Regions from separate parts of the Mus musculus genome. Here region 2 is linked to region 1. A link is a contact called in ENCODE Hi-C or POLR2A ChIA-PET data. All regions are on one chromosome and are shown on one strand. The core of a region is the stretch at or near the end of the contact, and the rest is flanking DNA. Distances in the headings are between cores, read along the strand shown.

Region 1 (5,547 bases), core at 1,650-4,149:
AAATAAATTCCTTTAGTTACAAAAAATTAAAAAGGTAGCCTCAATTTTTCACCACTTGACTGCTTGTATGACTTAAGGAGGTTATTTAACTACCATGTGCTTCATTCCTTCAACAATAAAACGGGATTAATACTAGCTACTTTCTCTCTGTGAGAATGATGATATGTCTGAGAGAAGCTATAAAATCCATTCTCTTACCTGAAGTCAGGCCCACACTGTCACTAGTGTAGCAAACCTCTGGAGAAGTGCTGGGCAAACAACACAAGCTATCACTTCCTCAGCCAGTGCTCCCATCCCCACATTTCTAGTTCCGTTTACCAACCCAATAGCAGCTTTCTAGTAATTTCAACCTTCCATCAACTCCACCTGGGTCTAAATGTTATTAAGTAGATAATAATCAATTCTTACTGAACTCTAAACTTTATGAAGGTGAAGGCAATATTTATTTCTGATCAGTATTGAATCCTGAGCACTGAGAAAAGTAAGGAGGATAAAACTACATATTGAGTGATGTACTCTGCAGTGGTTTCTGACTGATCAAGAGTTGTGATTATCAAACTTTGTAACAACTTTTGTTTATGACTTTCTAAGCAACACACTGCTATAAATACATCACTGCTTAAAACCTACAACTCATAATGCAGCCATGTAAAAACAGGTTTCATAAACTACATCTCCTTTACAGAACCAGAAATCCTGCATAGCATATGACCAGTTCACCATCCCCTACAAATCCATGGAAATATGTGCTCCACACAACAGTTCTCTCACCACCCAAAGTTTAAACTGTTGTTTATTCTCAATAAAACATAACTAGTGAAGTACAAGCTCCACAAAGCAAAAATCCATCCCAAATCTACACTACTCCTGCATTATATTGTGCCACAGACTTTGGGGTCTTCAATCTCCACTAAAGAGCAGTAGTAATGTAAGGCAATACTAGACTCATATTTCAGATTAAACAACAAAACCTAAAATGTTCTATGTACTGAACACAAAGTTAAAGGAGGATAGAAAGAGAAGTTGAAGATTTGGTCGTTTTAAAAGAAACAGGAGCCTTTCTACTGCACCAAGCCTTCCAAGTCCCACCTATGAAACCTCTAATCCTCCAAATACTCATTTCCCCTTCCACTTCCAATTCATCAAAAGAAAACTCATGCATTAACTAATCAGAAGTGCATCACATAAAGCCAGATACAGAGGAACTTTAAAAAACTTCAAATCACTGTCTTTAAAATATTACCCACAAGGTGACTTGGAGTATTGGGTTAAGGAACAGCCACCGGGAGTAGACACCTGAGAAGTCTGGGTCTGTTTGTGGTGAGGAGCCTACTTCCCAAGGGCAGATGACAGTTACCCCAAATTCACAGAGAAGACCACCTGGCACCGGACTCAACTCCTCCAAATCACATCCCTCTACAACAACCCGTGCCTCTGCCCGGAGAGCTGCCAAGGCCCGTGCCACACAGAAACACCCGGGATGTGAGCACGCCCTTCAGGTCTGCAATGTGCCCAGGAACAACTTTTCCACGTGGTGCAGGAGATGCTGCAAAGGCAGACACAGCCGCTGCCTTCCGGTTGCAACAACCACACACAAGTGTGTCTCAACAGACCCAGGAGAGGCACTCACTGACTGGCCAGGGACAAGGCGCTCAGGCCTCCAGCTCCCTGTGCTGCCTTGGCAGCACGGGAAGTGCCCACTACCCGCCTTTCTTTGCTTGGGGGCCTCAGTCCAGGTGGAAGCAAACTGCAGGCCAGGGTCGTGCTGGGAATCTGCCTTGGCCCTTCCCTGGCTAACCTCCCCCGGGTAGCCTCGGCTCCCCTGACCCTCCTCTCACCTGATCTTGTAACTGGGCAGGGTGTGCTTGCGCTTGATGATCTTCTTGAGCTGGTTGACGATGATGGAGGTGAGCTGGGGCATGGGCCGCCCCTCGAACTGGGAGCGCACCTCGAAGTCAATCAGCGGGTCCTCCACGAAGGAGAAGAACCAGTGGGTGAAGGGCACGCGGGTGAGGACGAAGCGCAGCCTCCCCACCACGCGAGACAGCTTCACGAACAGGTAGGCGGACTTGCCAAACACCAGGTCCACGTCGATGGCCAGGTGGAAACCGCCGTTGTACTCCACCTCCGCTTCAAAGGCCAGCTCCTCCGGGCAGGTGGCGGGCAGCGCGTCCCCGTCGGGGTCGTCGGGCTCGCCGGTGCCCGAGGCCACCACGGGCCGCACCAGCCGGATGGTCTTGATGAAGGGCACCGTGTCGCCCAGGAACACGTCGCGCAGACTCAGCCCCTCCAGCAGGCGGCCGGCCGTCTTGGTCTGCAGCAGCTCCTCGAACTCCACCTTGATCTTCTTGGTGACCCAGCGGCGGGCGAGCGCGGTGTCCCGCAGCTCCCGGAACAGGAACAGGATGGTGGCGTTGAGGAAGTAGCAGGTCTCCAGCGTCGGCGGGGCCGGGCTGTCGGGGGTCGGGGTCGAGCTGGCGCCGGCCTCGGAGGAGCAAGCAGCGAGCTCCTCGGCGCCGCCGCCATAAAGGTACTCCCTGAGGGGCAGGCCCGGCACCGGCTTAAGGTAGCGGAAGCCGTCGCCCGCGCGGGCCGCTTCGTCCGCCCGCGGCTCGGGCTGTCTGCGGTAGAGTAGCAGGAACTGTGCGAGCAGCGTGAGGAACGAGCCCAGCACGGCCGACGCCAGGATCAGGAGCAGCAGCCCCATCCCGCCGCCCCCGCCGCAACCCTCGGCCTGCTCCCGCGCTCTCCGCGCCGCCCTCCTCCTCACGCCGTCGCCCCCGCCGCCTCCATCTTGAGGACATCGGTCGCGGATGAGCGGCTCCCTGGGCCCGAACCGAGCGTCCGCAGTCCGACGCTGCCTGGCGGCGCCTTAGCCCGCCGCGGCCCCGCGCCTCCTCAGACGCTCCCCCGGGGGCGGCCCGAGCGGCGGACCGGCGGCGGGCGAGGGCGGGAACGGCGCCTCCCCACAGAGCCTGCGCTCATTGGGCGAGCGGCGCGTGACGTCAGAGCGTGCGCGCCCCCGGCGCCGGGCGCCCCGGCGCGCTTGGACGCGGGTCCTTTCCCACCTCTCGGCGCGCTTCCAGCGCCGCTCCCCCCACGCCCCTGCATTCCTGCCGCCGGCGGCGCGGCGATCCGTGCGTCCGTCGTCTCCGGAGGGCGCGAGATAACGGAAGGAGACCTGGATAAGTCGGGCTGACGGGGCCCGGCGCGGCCGTCCGTTATTCCGCGCCCATCCCCCGCGGCGGCCGTGGGTCCTGCCGGATACCTCTGTGGCGACCGCCCAGCATCCCTCAGTGTGTTGCTGCCTCCCCTGCAGGGCAGCGCCGCAGAGAGCCTGAGCACAGGCGGTTGGGACACTGCCCGAGCCGGCCAGAGGACAGACTGCATCAGGGATTGCCATCGCTAGCCCGCACAGACCGGCAGACCTGCATCCGCAGAGAATGGGCCCCGAGAAGGGACCAAGCGGAACCGCGAGAAGGGGACTAACTTTCCTACCTTGGGGATTTCAATTTAAGTGAGAAAGAAGTTTATTTGAGGTCTGGGAGGAGTGGGTGAGCTGAGTGAATTTGCCAGCATATTGGAAGGTGTCTTAGCGACTCCATTCAGATTGTTCACGCCCCCCTCCTCCCTTCTTTCCTCTCTGAGGGCATTATCCGGAGTCCATCCCTCAGGCCATTACTTTTAGTGCCTACCAATTTCACAGAATAACCCGTGGTACCCGTGGCATAGTAAAGAAATTGCTTAGGGGTCACATCGTGGGATCCTAAGTCCTTGGTTTCTACTTGGCATAATAACACGGAGGATGCTGGAGGTTTTTTTTGGGGGGGGGGGTTGTTTGTTTGTTTGTTTTTCGAGACAGGGTTTCTCTGTGTAGCCCTGGCTGTCCTGGAATTCACTGTGTAGACCATGCTGGCCTCGAACTCAGAAATCCACCTGCCTCTGCCTCCCAAGTGCTGAGATTAAAGGCGTATGCCGCCACCGCTCAGCTTAGCTTTTTGGTTTTGAAAATAAAAAATAATAAAAATTTAAAAAGCCGATCAGGGATCAGGTCCCAGTTGCTCCATAAAGGAGAGTTGGAGATGCAGAGACTGGGAAAAGTGGAAGATTTTGCAGAGGGTACCAATAGAGCCAGAAGCCTTTGTGTTCCCTGGCAACGGTGTTTCCTCTGGTGCTTTCTGACTACTCAGTTGTTACATCACAGTTTTTATCTGTCCTCACCGACACAACTTGTCTAGTCCTAGGGAGGTCAGGTATTCCGCTACTAAAACCCTCGTGGATTCAGGCTGGCTCTTGAGACATCAGTACAGGGATCCTTTCTAGTCTTGACTGGGTGATTGGAGCCTTAAACCAGAGTTCTGACCCAGCTGAGCCAAGTATAGAACTTTGGAAGCAAATTGATAATGTAATGAAATCTTATCAACCAGATTGACTGAGAAACACCTAGGGAGGCCTAAATGTGTGTCTGGGAGTGTCTTTGAGGGCATTTGCCCAAATGATTTAGGGCCTGAGGACTGGCTTAAGGAATGGATGTTTTATGGGTTCATAATATGATGATGGCATTATTGGAAGGTTGTGAAAGCAGGGAGGGAGGACCTGGCTGGAAGAAGCGGGTCAGTAGGGCAGTGTCCTTGGGGATAGGTCCCAGCCTCTTCCTACACTCTTCTGGATTTCTGTTGGTTGGGAGGGATTGAGCTTACCTCTGCTTTGCCACGCCCTCCCTGACTTGATGGATTGACACCTCTGAAACCATAAGCTAAAAATCAATCCTCCTTTTAGTTTGCTTATATCTGGTCTTTGTCACAAACTTAGAAAAATAATACAGTAGCAAAACTCAGGGCAAAGCAGAAACAAGTTTAGAATGTGTGGTAAGAAATGATACATTGAATCATTTTGTGAACTGTGAAGATAAAATCCAACATACACCTATAACAAATGAGCAGAACAGAGTCCCTGCCCTCGGGTATGCCAGGCCCAGGCAGACAGTCACACAGGTAACTAGAGATAAGAAAGACACTGCTCTAGCAGAGGCATACTGGAGATGCTACAGTAACAGAGTCTTCTAGTTCAGGGGCAGAGAGCAGAAACTGCCTGTGGCTAACATCACTGCCATGTGATTCCTGGTAATGACAGTGGACTATCTCTCTGATCTCAGCTGCAAGATGTTCCTTTCAGGCTTGCATAGAACCCTAGGCTGAGAGGATTATTTCTGCCTCATCTACCATTGTACTTACCTTGCTATCTTGTCAACTGTACACGTCTGCTCTTAGTTTCTATGCCTCCCCCTCCTCCAACCCCTGGACTCAGACAAAGAGCTTAGACAGCATCAGCTCTGGACCCAAATCTACAGAGCCCTACATCTGTGGCCCTCTAGCTCAATCTTAGATGTTAGAAGGCAACCCTTGATTGGCCACACTAAATCAATCATTTGTGCCCCTGGGCTTGCCAATGCAGAGTAAAGCAACTTCTCTCATGAGGGATTAAGAAAATAATGGTTTGCAGGGTGTAATGGCTGAACCTTTAATCTCAACACTCAGGAGGCAGAGT
Region 2 (5,716 bases), core at 2,893-5,392, 110 kb after region 1:
TTCAGAGGCCGGGGAGACTGGGATCACAATTACAGAGTTGGAGAAACTTCGCAGCCAGAGCTAGAGTGGGCCTTCTCAGGACATCTGACACAAGCCTGAGGGCCACTGGTGGTATACAGTGAGGTTCACTACTCTGGGACACTACAGGGTCCAAACACCAGCCTAGCAATGACGAAAATGTACAGAACACTAAAAATGAGCTAAGCTCACCCAACCTCAACAACTTCTAACACATTTATTCAGACATTTGTGATACACATCTAGTTGTCCCAGGAAGTTCTATCCGTTAGAGTTGCTTGATGCTATCCACCCACCCAAGATAGCTCTGGGGCCTAGCAACCCCACAAGCAGAGTTGAGGGCACTGCTTCTCTGTAAACAGAGGCTTTGCAGGATACTCAAAGCCCATGGTTATCACAGATCCTCAGAGATCACTACCCTTTGATACCTGTAGAGATTCAAGAATCCAGCACCTCCTACGGGAAGCACAGAGGAACACGGCAGGCAGGGGTGAGGTTACTGTGGATGCCTTTTTACAGCATTATTGTTCGGTCTGTGATGCCCTGGCTGGAGGCACATAATAACAGCAACATCCACGAGAGGAGCTGGCTTTTATTAAGGTTCCATATGTGCTAGACACTGTCTGAACAGTTTGCTTTGCCAATCTCTTGCAACAATCCCAAATGCTATTTATTGTATTATTGTTTATTCCCATTTGGAGGAAGAGGAAAAAGAATCAAAGAGGATAGCTTAGCTTGCCCAAGGTCACACAGTAAAGCTACCAATGTACTGGGGGTGGGGTAGTTTTATTAGGTATAACTACAAATAGTAAAATTCACACTTCGTACTGTACAGCTTTGAAAACGGGGTCTGTAATTACCTTTACTCCACTAAATAACTGTTTGATCATACGGCCATACAGAAACTCAATGGCCACTGCTCCTGTCTGCTTTCTAGACTGTACGGGCTGCATTTTTACATATGACAAAATGAGGTCAGGAGAGACTGAGGTGTTGACGCTGGTCTTTCAGTAAGAGACAAATGCATTATTAGAACATTCACATGTGTCTTCTAGTCCTCTGCAAAAACCATGGTGCCCAATCCCCCAGTGACTTGGAGTGCACACTGGGCAAAGAGAATCAGCCCAGCTGTGTGTACAGGTACTTAACCAAACAGTGGCTTCTTGGGTCCTTAAGGAACCTAGGACTAGAATTCTGCTAGGCCATCTATGAGCTCTGGGTCTCAAGCTGGACTTGAATGCCCGGAGCCCTGGTGCGCCTCTGCTGGTCAGTGTGGTTAATAAGTTACTCTCTAGTTAATTCCTCTACACGCTGAGGAGACCAGATTCTTCCGGGGCACCTCTGGGCTGGGAGCATGAATTAGCATAGATTATTTGGCATCTATGGCTTCTGCACCCAGCCTGACTCACCGGAAACCCGCTTTTCTTCTTCAGTGGAGGTTGAGCGAGAAGGGGCAGAGCCTCCTTGGGTTCATGTACTTGACTGCCAAATGCTCCTGCTGCTCTTGAGCACTGGCTACCTGCAGGGCACCCAGAGACCACCTCGGGTCGGCAATCTAATGGTAGAAGGGAACTTTGCAAGAGGCTGGTGGCTTGCTGAGGATCATGAAACTGGTGATATGCCCCTGCCTCATGCAAGAGACTGGAGGCCCTTGTCTGAAGCTAGGTGCTCATTCCCTCAAGACATTTCCCCAGTACACCCTGGTACAGAGAGGTGAGGGATCAAGTAAGTCCCACCAACATATGGGAGTTTCAATCAAATCTTCCAAACAGGTCTGGATTCCTTGCCGCTCAAAGTCAATGGCTGTGATACCCACAGCCAAGCGTACTAATGCTAATGATGCTAATGCTGGGGGAGGTATTTGGTTCTGAGTGAAGAGTTTAGTGGTCCTAATTTGTAGTCACAGCATTGCAGACCCATTCAAGACAAGACTCACCTTCTCACCCTCCTCCAGAGTATCTGCAGTGTGACCAAGTGGAAGCGTTTGTTTCTAGCGTTTGTTTCTAGAAGCCCTAGCTCCTCTGAATCTTGCTTGACTAGGCATGGCCCAAGACTTCCGCCCTTCTTTGGGCTCCAGTCTTCAGAGGCACAGCCTCTATTTCCACAACCCAGATGAAACTAGGGAGAGATTTCTCAGCTATATTTGGGGTCTGGTTCAGGAATGAGGAGAATGTGGCCTCAAATGCATACCCTTTTTTATAGGGCTGAATCTAATGCCCATAATCTCTGAACTTGCCCCCAAAAAGGGACAAAGAAAGAAGGCCATCTAGAATAGAAGGTGAAATGATCTGAAGTCTAAGGCAAGGGCAGATTTATACCACGAGGAGAGCAAAGCTGAGGTGGAAACACTTTTCTCAACTCCCATTCTACCTAGGGGCTCCCTTGAGCTTCTGCCTTCTCACATGAACGCTATACAAGAAACGCACACAACCTGAACAGCAGTAGAGGAAAAACAAAACAACAACAAAAAAATCAAAACAAAAAAAAAACCCCAAGAAACCAAACAGGAGACCTCTCCTTATTATTATTATTGCCGGGACTACCTGGAGCGTCCTAAGACCCAGACCCTTGGTGGAATCAGGTGGCTTTCATAGTCCCTCTAGAGGACTTCACGTCTGTCTTCTCCAGATCTGCTTCTCCCGGGTCTCAGGCAACCTAGCCACCAAGCACAGATATTTTATCCCTCTTAGGATAAATGGCTTCGACCTGGGAGTAACAGATTTAAAGGACGCCAGAAAAAAATTATCATTAATTGTAAAATACCTGCTGGTACTTCACTTTAGAAGAATGTAATTGGCAAAGGGTGTGTGTGTGGGGGGGGGGAGGCGGCTGATGAATAGATAATAGATCTTTAACCACCAATAAACAGAGAGCAGCGCCAGCAGGCTGGGGGGATGTGATCATAATTATGCCTCAGCGTGAGCCAATGGGGACGAGAGAAGTCGGCCCTAAAATCATCCCAAAACCGAAGGCAAGCTCGAAAATGCGGACAGGGCCTAGGACCGGAGACACAATCCTAAGTGCCAGGTTGCGAAACCTGGATTTGTAGAGCAACCCAGCCCTGGGACAACAGATGTCAGAATAAAAATAGGTACAGTAATAATAGCAATAATGGGAACAGTGTCAACGCCACTAAGGACAATGGAACGATAACACAGTCATAACTTCAGCTTCTGACCTAGGACCCAAGACTCCTTTCCCAAATAACCCCACATTTCCCAGAAAGAGCTGTTTTGGGGACAGAAGTGACCACCCTCCAGAAAGGATAAGCAGAAACTCTTGGGTGCAAGCTGGAAGTCCACTGCCACGGTACAGGCGCAGCTGGCCCCTCAGGTTTGAACTTAAAAAAACGAACCAGCCGGGTCAAAGACTGCAAACGCGTGGACCCTGGAACCTCGAAGCTACGCTTGGTTGGAGGGGTGGGAGGACCCCCCCCCTCGAGCGCCTAGGAAACCTCGGGAGTTTTGCTGGGGGTGGGGATTGGTAGGAGTGAAGCGGGTTAGCCCTTGCCCGGAACCAGTCCCCGCCCGCTTACCCTCGCCGGGCGCCCGAAGCCATCTCAGTGACCCGGGCGCGGGCCTCCAGGGGACAACCGCAGCGGAGCTTAGGGTGTGAAGAAATCTGCGTGTCCGTCCGTGATTCAGTCCCATCAGCTCCAGCGCCGCAGGCTTAGGATCCAGGGGTCCGCAGCAAAGGCAGCGCAGCCCCGAGACTCTGCAGGGACCCGGGTGCCCCGGTGGGAGTGGTGTGGGTGCAGTAGGAGGCGGTGGCTGAGGGGGAGGAGGAGGGGGAAAGAGGAGGAGGAGGAAGAGGAGGAGGAGAGGAACGAGGAAGAGGAGGAGAAGAGGGAAGCGGAGGAGGCGAAGGAGGAGGAGAGAAGCCGCAGCGGGCGCCGCAGGAGCGAGGGAGCTAGCCCGGAGCGCAGGGCGAAGACACCAAGAGGTCGGCGGCCGGGCGGGCGGCTGGAGGCACAGCCGGGGCAGTAGCGCCGACTCCGTTCCATTCTGGGCCCGGATCCAGGCCTCCGGGTTCCCAGGCGTTCGCCTCCCTCTGACGCACTTTAAAGAGTCTCCCCCCTTCCACCTCAGGGCGAGTAATAGCGACCAATCATCAAGCCATTTACCAGGCTTCGGAGGAAGCTGTTTATGTGATCCCCGCACTAATTAGGCTCATGAACTAACAAATCGTTTGCACTACTAGTGAAGAAGCGAACACTTCCATGGATTGTCCTTGGACTTAGGGCGCCCTGCCCGCCTTTTGCAAAGGAGAGAAAACTTTTTTTTTGCCTCCCCGAAAACCCCCTCCCTGCCTCTAACTCCAATCTCCCCCCCCCCCACGCCACCTCGCTCAAAAAAATATTACCCCAATCCACGCCTGCAAATTCTTCTGGAAGGATTTTCCCCCCTCTCTCCAGGTTGGGCGCGTTTGGTGCAAGATTCTCGGGATCTTCGGCTTTGCCTCTCCTCCCCCTCCCCCTCCTTTCCTTTTTCCTTTCCTTTCTTCCTTCCTTCCTTTCCTTACCCCCACCCCCACCCCAAACAAACGAGTCCCCCATTCTCCTCGGTCCTCGCCGCGGGCAGCGGGCGGCGGAGGCAGCGCGCCGCGGTCGCCGGGAGCAGGGAGCCCAGCGCGCCCGCTCCTCGGCGCAGCATGTTTCAGCCGGCGCCCAAGCGCTGCTTCACCATCGAGTCGCTGGTGGCCAAGGACAGTCCCCTGCCTGCCTCGCGCTCCGAGGATCCCATCCGTCCCGCGGCACTCAGCTACGCCAATTCCAGTCCCATAAATCCGTTCCTCAACGGCTTCCACTCGGCCGCCGCCGCCGCCGCCGCCGGCAGGGGCGTCTACTCCAACCCGGACTTGGTGTTCGCCGAGGCGGTCTCGCACCCGCCCAACCCCGCCGTGCCGGTGCACCCGGTGCCGCCGCCGCACGCCCTGGCCGCCCACCCCCTGCCCTCCTCGCATTCGCCACACCCCCTCTTCGCCTCGCAGCAGCGGGACCCGTCCACCTTCTACCCCTGGCTCATCCACCGCTACCGATATCTGGGTCATCGCTTCCAAGGTACGTGCCACGTCGCGGAACTGAAGCACGCCGCTCCGGTCGCCTCCTTCATTGCGCCCGGCCTGCTCCGGGTGGGCGCTCCTCGAGGCCTGGACGGGCGGAGGTCAGCCCGGGTTCTTGGTTCTGAAACTGGGCAGCTAGGGGCCCGAGAGGCTTTGGTCCCCAGTCTCTGAAGCTCGTTTGGGTTACTGGCTTGCCCACTCCTTGACCCTTTGTAAAAGGGTGCAAACGAGGTGTCCCGTGGTTCGGGCCGGGGTCGGGCTGGCTGGGACACGATGCTGGGCGACGAAGCCCGCTGTCAAGAAGCTCTGAGCCCGCGAGGTCTTTGAATCCTGTTTCCCTGGACCGTGTTCCCGGCCGGTCTATCACTCAGGGACTCGGACAGGGCCACATGGCCAGGTTCACTGGACTTCAACTCTGCTCTACACTCACTCTATGTCCCCCCAGCCCAGACCCGCAACTTCTAGGTCTTCAACCCCTTTAAGGAGACAAGGAGACCTTGGAAACCTCAGAGCAAACTGTTTCCTTCCTCCTGCTCTGGAGGCCCAGGGAGGGGCGGGAAGAGAGCGAATAGAAACCTCCACAGCTCCACTAGTTCTCTCAGCGACCTGTTTAACCCGGGCACCCGCTGGACGTGGC

Evidence for each region. Hi-C counts contacts between places; a loop is a spot of excess contacts on that map. ChIA-PET counts read pairs that join two places held with the same protein, here RNA polymerase II (POLR2A).
Region 2: a map of Patski shows a loop between it and region 1 (2.5-fold over the local background). The contact joins the promoter of Emx2 here to the promoter of Pdzd8 in region 1. A Hi-C loop is called at or near these places in 1 of 37 maps with a recorded cell type or tissue (Patski). POLR2A ChIA-PET finds 5 or more read pairs at or near these places in 1 of 5 experiments (Patski).

Annotation. Positions count from the first base shown.
Region 1 is chr19:59,342,881-59,348,427 of GRCm38, forward strand. It overlaps Pdzd8 (PDZ domain containing 8), which reads right to left and starts at 2,900. Exons shown (of 5, transcript NM_001033222.3): 1 at 1,839-2,900. The coding sequence starts at 2,707.
Region 2 is chr19:59,454,548-59,460,263 of GRCm38, forward strand. Emx2 (empty spiracles homeobox 2) reads left to right here and starts at 4,143. Exons shown (of 3, transcript NM_010132.2): 1 at 4,143-5,077. The coding sequence starts at 4,669. It also overlaps Emx2os.